Linked DNA regions of Mus musculus: all the other regions are linked to region 1. Evidence: chromatin loops called from intact Hi-C (ENCODE). Cell type or tissue: left cerebral cortex. All regions are shown on one strand.

Region 1 (2,500 bases):
GTTTTTAAGAAAAAAAAAAAAAAGAAGAAGAAGAAGAAACGTGCAGGAGACTCGGGGAGCGCTGGGGCGGGCGCCTCACTTTTGCAGCCCGCGGAGTACAAGGTTGCCTTCCTGCCGAGGCCCCGAGGTCGGAGTGGGTTTCTCCTCCGTGGGCTCCGCGGCGCGGGCCACACCTGGGGACGCACTCCCAGCGGTGCCCGCCGGCCGGGTGGGCGCGCGGGGGAGTCCCAGGTCCCCGTCAGGGGCCGGGCGAGACCACCGCGCCCGGACCGAGGGGGGGGGAGTGGCCACGAGAGTGCGTACGCACAAGGCTGCGGGGACGTCTCTCCGCAGTTTGGGCTGCGACCGCGGCCACAGCAACTGTGTCTGGAGGACGGAGGGAAGCAGGCTGCTGCGGTATCTCAGGCTAGCAGGAGTACCGCCGGGTACCGACAGCCGCCCTCCCCTCCCCGCGTGCTCCTGTTGGACGCGCCCATCTCGGGGGCTCCCGCGCGGCCCCGCCCTCCCGGGCGAGCCTCGGCATTCGGCGCGGGGCGCGGGCGAGGCGGGGCCGTGCGGGTCCCCTCCCCCTTCCCGCCCGGTCCCCTCCCCCTCGGGTCCCCTCCGGAGCGCGGGGCGCCGCCGGCTCTTCGCTCCGCTCCCGGAGCTACCGTGGCTGCAGGGTTCGGCTCGCCGAGGACAAGGTCAGGGGAGCGGGCGGCGATGCCCGAGTGTGACTGGAGGCAGCCGACCGGAGGCCGCCGCGCCTGGGATCCGCCGCTCCGGACCGGTCAGCGGGACGGGGGTCGGCGCCGTTGAGGAGCCGAGGAACAGCAGCGGCGGCGGCGAGGTCCTCTGCGGCCGGGATCCCCGCTCAGCGGCATCCCCGTGCGCTCCCGCGAGCGCAGCCCCGCCGAGCCGGGACGCCGAGGAAGATGGAGCCGGGGGTCCGGGCCCGCTCGGGTGCCCCGCAGCCGGCCTCCCCGGTGCTGTGGAGGGCTCGGCCGGCGGGCGGTGGGGGCGCCTCCTCCTGGCTGCTGCTGGACGGGAACAGCTGGCTGCTGTGCTATGGCTTCCTCTACCTGGCGCTCTATGCTCAGGTGTCCCAGTCCAAGCCCTGCGAGAGGACTGGCTCCTGCTTCTCCGGTCGCTGTGTCAACTCCACCTGCCTGTGCGACCCGGGCTGGGTTGGGGACCAGTGCCAGCACTGCCAGGGCAGGTTCAAGTAAGTGCTACCGTGGGACCCCAAGCCTCAGCCCTGCCCCGCCAGCGTAGCTCCCCGCCCCGCTCTGGCCTCGGGGTCCCCGGGAGGGGGCCCTACGCTGCGCCCCTCCAGCCTCCGGGTGCCCCGGGGAGCTCCAGCAGGCGCCCAGCCCGGGCTGACTCGGTGCTTTCCGCATGTCCTCAGCGGCTTGTCATCCTCTGCGCAGAAAGAATGTTCTCACTCCAATTCGTGCCAAACTCCGCCAATTAGGACAGTATCTGTTTCCATCAGAAACGGAGGAAATAACTCATGAAAAATCCATGAACATTGTGAGAAGTCAGAGGCGTCAGGGTTTAAAGTTGTGGCCCAGCTCCTTCCCTGTGCTGTTCCTCTAGTCAGAGAGCACGCCTCGGTTTAGTAATCGTCGAGTGTGGTAAATAGGGTTTACAATGGGCAAACTACGATCTGTACCTTGTTATAAGTTTCTAGGTTGGTCCTCTCACCCATTTCCCCATAAGTCTATAACTTACTGGAATTTTACGCCTTCTATCCAGAACCTACAGAGAGAAATCCAGGCAGCAATTTAAGTTAACTCGATCAAGGTTATGCAGAAAATGCTGAGTCGTGATTCCAGTCCAGCCAGCTTCACTCCAGAATATGCATTTAGAGGTGTTGGGTTTATCAGGACAGTCATGGCTTTGTGTGACTTTTGACAGGTGTATGGGGGACAGCAGTTTGGTTTTGCTGAAAAGCAAGGTGCTAAGGAGCCTGCATCTCTGGGGAAGAGACACTTCTCCCTATTGGCTGATGCTTATTAGATTTCTGCCTCTATAAAAAGAAGTGGGGTGGCCGTTGGGAAGGCGGAGAAGTGGGTTTCTCTGAGAAACTGCAGGAAAGCGGTCACCGAGAAAGCTTGTCCTAGATATTTAACATGAAGTTTACGGCTGATTGTGGTTGTGAAATAATACTATGTAGATGGCTAGTATTTGTTGTGGAGATGAAAGCAGAATCTAGGTAAAGTATCTCTGGCTTTGAGCCAAAGGTAAGAATATGGCTGACATTATTAATCTATTTCAGGGTGGTTTCCTTGGCGTTTTAATCACAGCATAGTTTTCTTTACTTTCTTTCCCACATTTTTACTGTTGCTCGCTAGAGCAATACCCCATATTAAGTGTAAAAAAATGTTTGTCTTAAATGACACTTTGAAATTTTAAGTAGATTTTATTCTTTAGTTTTTGGTTTTGGTGGGAAATCTTAGGTGAAATTTCATAAAATTGGTTTGGAGCAGTAAGTATTTCCAGAGTTCAAAGTTTTAGG
Region 2 (2,500 bases), 130 kb before region 1:
GTAAGAGGTTTGACGGTCTACCCTGCCTGTGTCTTTGTTTTGTGTTTGGCTGATTTTACACAGTTGGAATGGATCTCTATAGTCTTGGATTTTTTTTGTTTGTTTGTTTGTTTGTTTTGTTTTGTTTTTTTCAAGACAGGGTTTCTCTGTATAGCCCTGGCTGTCCTGGAACTCACTTTGTAGACCAGGCTGGCCTCGAACTCAGAAATCCGCCTGCCTCTGCCTCCTGAGTGCTGGGATTAAAGGCATGTGCTATCATGCCCGGCGCTGGAATTTTTTTTGAATGTAAGAAAAGTTGTGGTTTGATTTCCTGAGGTACATGTAACTTCTTACAGGTTCAGGGTAACCCGAGTAGACCGATGCTCGTGTTTGACTATCATCTTACTGTAAACTTGGGATTGAATACTTAGGATCTCTTTAGAGAAATACGTCGAGGATGAGTGTTTTCAAGATTTTAGAGGCTGCCCTCCAGAGATGGCTCAGCAGTTAGGAGCACTAACTGCTCTTCCAAGGACCTGGGTTTGATTCCCAGCACCCTCATGGCGGTTCGCAGCCCTCCATGACTCCAGTCCCAGGGAATTCTATACCCTCTGACCTCTTTGGGAAGGAGATACACAGTCCTCAGACATATGCACAAATAAAGACCACAAATGTAACAATTAAAGTAAATAGAACTCTTACAAAATTACAGTTTTTATCTTACAGATACTTTTTCTTCCATTTTTTATACTTAATATATTTCATTTTAGAGTAAATATTGATCTTTTGAACGAAGCCCTTTTTGTTCATTGGGAATAAGAGGCTATAAAAGCAGACTGATTTCTGTTGGCCGGCCCCTCCGCTGTGAACTGCAAGTTAATTGATGTTAAAGTAGCTAAGACAAAAAGCATGGTTGGACACCTGGTTACAGTTTTAGCTAAGCCTCTCAATTGGAATATGTGATGCATACTTGAAGTCAAATAAAAAGCCAAAATACTTGTTTATACAGTTTTAAAGTTGTACAAGCCTATATAGTTTTTTGTCCTCGGGCTCCTGAAATTGATCCAGTGAATAATTTCACAGTAACGGTGAATAGAATCTCTTTCCCATGGGGTTTCCCAAAGCTATCCTTCCTCCACCATCACAGTGTCTCCTTGTGATACACAGTAAGTTCCTGCAGACGGTGATGCAGTCAAAACCGGGCTCAGTCTTATGTTTCCTGATTCTAAACGACTTGACAAACGAACAAAAACACAAACACCCCAGACCTACCAAGTGGTCCGTTCCATTCACTCCATGAAAACGCAGACTCCACTTTGGCAGAGCCAGTAAAACCTGGAGGATCAGGGTTTCCTGGCTGCCAGTCAGTCAGAGAAGTGCCTCACTGTATTGACCGGAGAGTGTGGAAGAGGGAGTGTACCTGGTTTCTTCTGCAAAGTCGGGTGTCATGCAGGAGTCACCCTCCACGGCACTGTGTGGCTTAGATTTATCTAATGCTTTGGTTATGTTTTTCTCAGAAGTATTTCCGAGGAAACGTGAGCACACAGGACTCTCGGTGTGTGCCTCCGAAGCATAGTTCTTCTCATGGGCAAAGGGAGTTTTGGTTGGTGCTTGGTTATATATGTATGTTTTTTCAAATGTTATAAAATCTGAAAATATTTAAGAAATCTACGGCTCGCAATAGAAAAGCTGAGATTTCTGACCATTTCAAGCACAGTAAATGAACAAAGTGTACAGATCTGAAGATATTCTTTTTAGCATCTCGAGCTCATGAGAGCAGAGCTGGGATTTCTATTTCAAACCTATTAAATGAACAAGGCTGAGGTATTAACGTGGTTCGGCTTGCCAGTTAATTTAAAATGTGTTCCTGACTTTCTGCCTACTCCACACTCAGACTTTTGGATCTCACAAACACATATGCTGCTGGATGAATAATTTATGGCTCAGCATATAAATATTTTATGGCTCAATTGTTTGCATAGCCATTTTTACATGTGTTGAAGAGCGTGGTTTCTATGTAAAGTGGAGCTCTCCGGAGGCCAGCCTCTCACCACAGCACTGCTGACCTTCCAGATGTTGAATGCGGAGGAGGCTTTTACATCCGGAGCCTGGTCAGTGACATCGGCAAAGGTAAGCAGAGAATGAGTTATGAACCATCGTTTAGACGGTCATGCTCCTTTCTGACGGGAGAGGCAAATTTCTGTTTTTCATTTTCCCGAGGACTGGCGGAGGGACTGAGCTGCTGCTTTGAGCTCAGATGCTTGTGGGTTTATAGTGTGCACTTCTGAGTCCCAGTGGCTGCCGGGAGGTGCTGGTAATGGAAGAGGGAGCACGGATGGGGCAGAAGATGAACACAGCGAGAGTGGGTGGGAAGCCTACATCTTTCCAAGTAAAAAGCATTTTAACTCAAAGTAGAGGTCAGAAGAACAAAGAGTTATCCTTGTAAAAATTATTTACATTGATACAAATCATTTAAAAACAAAAAACAAAAACTGGAAGCCATAATCTTACAAACCCAGAA
Region 3 (2,500 bases), 240 kb before region 1:
ATCAGGCTTGCTGCTTTTCAGTAGAATAGCTGGCATGCTATAAGACTTCCTAGTGATATTCTTTATAAGTCTGTGCCATAGGGTTCCTTTTTACTAACGTCTGCGTTATAACTTGTTCGCTGCTCTAACTAATAGAATATCCCCACGATCTAGCAGGGAGTCAGCTTTCATAGGCTCCTGTCCCAGCCTTGTGGTACCTGAAGTGCACACCAGCCTCAACAACACATGTTCACCGTGGTGTGTGTGGTCACAACCTCAGGTGTGATGTTACAGTCATGTTACACACAGTCATGCTACAGTCTCAGATGTATGATTGTGTTTCTAGAGGGCCAGTTGTGAATATTAATGGAAAATTTTTTATTCTGGCAAAATCATTAACTGGCCAGTGGCTTTGCCTTTGAAGGCGACTGTACTTACAGACACGGTTTGTCTTGTCCTGCTGCGAACATTTGCATATGTTCTGTTCTGTTTGTCCCGCCCAGTGCCCTCCAGGAATGAAGCAGCAGGTTTTGGTGTTCTATACCAAGCTTCTGGGACGAATCCGGCAGCCCCTGCTTCCACACATCAACGTACACAGGCCTGTGCAGGTATCCATTCCCCTGGCTTCAGATTAAAAACACACTGAATTCTGTATACAAGGAATTTTTTATTGTTTTCCTAAGAATAAAAATAATGGAGAAAATTATTGTAACATACCATGAAAATTTGCAAATATTTGGGTTTTTCTTATATCTCACTATGTTTATATTTCTCTGTAATGTTCTATACGTTATCACATCCCAAAGAGAATTTTAAATCTAAAAAGAAATTTTTTTTTGACAGAAATTAATTCGACTCTGTGGTGAGGTCCTTGCAACGCCAACGGAGAATGAAGAGATCCAGTTTCTCTGCATCGTGTGTGCAAAGCTGAAACAGGATCCCTACTTGGTCAACTTTTTCCTGGAGGTATGTGGCGCTGATCTGCAGCTCATTAGAAAATGAAATTAAATCCTCTGGAGCAATTCAGGTTTGCAAACTCTGCCGACAAGAAGCAGTGTTCATTTAAGATCAGTGTTTATTTCAACTGGCAGTGGTTATGTCATCCTGGAAGGAGAATTTCAAGGACTGCAGTTGAACCAGATAGGGCAGGGCTGAGATGAGACGGCTGAACATCAAGCTGAGGCTCTGAGGGAGGAGGCTTAGGGGAGGGGGAGGGAAAGGACAGCAGATGCAGAGGTGGGCAAGCTGAACAGAATCTCGAGGTGCCAACAGCTTTTTTTCCCTTTTGGATGCTGCAGTATTTTGTACTATCTTTATAGCCATAATCAAGGCATTGTTTTATTGATATTTTGAATTTTACTTACAGCTTAAGAGAGGAAAATAAACCAAGTCTGCTTTCTGCTTTTCTTCACTTTCTTTTTTCCTTTAATCTTTTTTTATTTTTATTTTATTTTATTTTTTATTTTTTATTTTTTTTGGTTTTTCGAGACAGGTTTTCTCTGTGTAGCCGTGGCTGTCCTGGAACTCACTTTGTAGACCAGGCTGACCTCCAACTCAGAAATCCACCTGCCTCTGCCTCCCGAGTGCTAAGATTAAAGGTGTACGCCACCACGCCTGTCTTCAATCTCTTTTTAAAAATAATGTCTACATATCATGTGTGCATGTGTGACAGAGTCCCTCCCCAAACCTGGGGTTCAGCGATTAGGATAGACTGGCTCCCAGGCGCCCCCGGGAGCTTCCTGTCCTCGCTCTGCCGGGTGCCAGGACTCTCAGCGAAGCCTTCATGCTTGCAGGGGAGGTGCTGACAGCACAGCCAGGCCTCAGCCCCTGTCTATTTTCTTAGCAGTGTAATCGTTGAGGCATACTTTAGGAAAAGTGACTTTGCCATCAGCAGTGTTTGTGGTCACCCACGGTTTCAGGGCATTGTGAAGTTTTTAGTTTTTCTTAGAGTTTGACATTCTAATATGTTGGTTTCTCTTCTGCTATTGAGTAAATAATTGGGGGTCCTATCTGCAACATTCCCAGCAATGAGCAGGCAGCTCAGCTGCAAAATTTCGTGAATTTATTAATTTTGTGCGTAGTACTCTGGCCAAGAAACGCCTGTCTCTGTTCCTGTTAACAAGTGCAGTCATTATCTTGTCTTTCAAGTTTGCTTCAGAACGCTTGTTAGTCAAGACTATGCCTTCCTAAAGATGTTACTTTGGCTGCATTTCAGTTCTTTTATTCTTTATGACTAAGAAAAAGTTAGTTTAGCTCTGAGATTTCTTTACCTTGCTTGTGTTTTGAGATAGGATCTTCCTCTGTGGGCCCAGGCTGGCCTTTAGTTTGGTGTTGGGGGAAATATTAAAAATGAACTGTCATATTCCTGCGATTGTTCTGGAAACTCGTTGTCCCAGCGGCCTGGCCAGCCATGCACTGGCAGGCAATGGTCGACCTGTTTTTATCTCACGGAGACTCTGGTCCGGAGCTCCTGACACGTCTCCACCCAGTTCGCTAGATTCCCACTGGCGGGTCATTACCA

The links. A loop is a pair of places that touch in the nucleus more often than their neighbours do. Peaks named below come from ENCODE experiments on the same cell type or tissue, not always from the same donor. Only the 100,000 strongest peaks of a DNase experiment are listed, where the experiment ranks them.
Region 2: a loop joins it to region 1, with 4 times the contacts of the local background. A loop is called at or near these places in 8 of 42 quality-filtered maps.
Region 3: it touches region 1 in a loop (1.8-fold over the local background); 5 of 42 quality-filtered maps call a loop at or near these places.

What each region holds. Positions count from the first base shown.
Region 1 is chr19:57,610,440-57,612,939 of GRCm38, forward strand. It overlaps Atrnl1 (attractin like 1), which reads left to right and starts at 595. Exons shown (of 29, transcript NM_181415.4): 1 at 595-1,204. The coding sequence starts at 915. In left cerebral cortex, CTCF peaks have their summits at 190, 405 and 1,022 (motif pointing left); DNase peaks (open chromatin) are centred at 50, 346, 1,039, 1,485 and 1 more place; H3K4me3 peaks cover 2,500 bases; H3K27ac peaks cover 1,893 bases.
Region 2 is chr19:57,485,213-57,487,712 of GRCm38, forward strand. It overlaps Trub1 (TruB pseudouridine (psi) synthase family member 1), which reads left to right. Exons shown (of 8, transcript NM_028115.3): 7 at 2,053-2,109. Among named protein-coding and RNA genes, the nearest start is that of 6720468P15Rik, 22 kb to the right of the region's middle. In left cerebral cortex, no CTCF peak of the experiment used is centred here; DNase peaks (open chromatin) are centred at 1,338, 1,983 and 2,183; H3K4me3 peaks cover 196 bases; H3K27ac peaks cover 1,278 bases.
Region 3 is chr19:57,372,458-57,374,957 of GRCm38, forward strand. Fam160b1 (family with sequence similarity 160, member B1) reads left to right here. Exons shown (of 17, transcript NM_145505.4): 4 at 483-587; 5 at 823-945. Among named protein-coding and RNA genes, the nearest start is that of Fam160b1, 13 kb to the left of the region's middle. In left cerebral cortex, no CTCF peak of the experiment used is centred here; DNase peaks (open chromatin) are centred at 1,175 and 1,869; H3K27ac peaks cover 1,307 bases.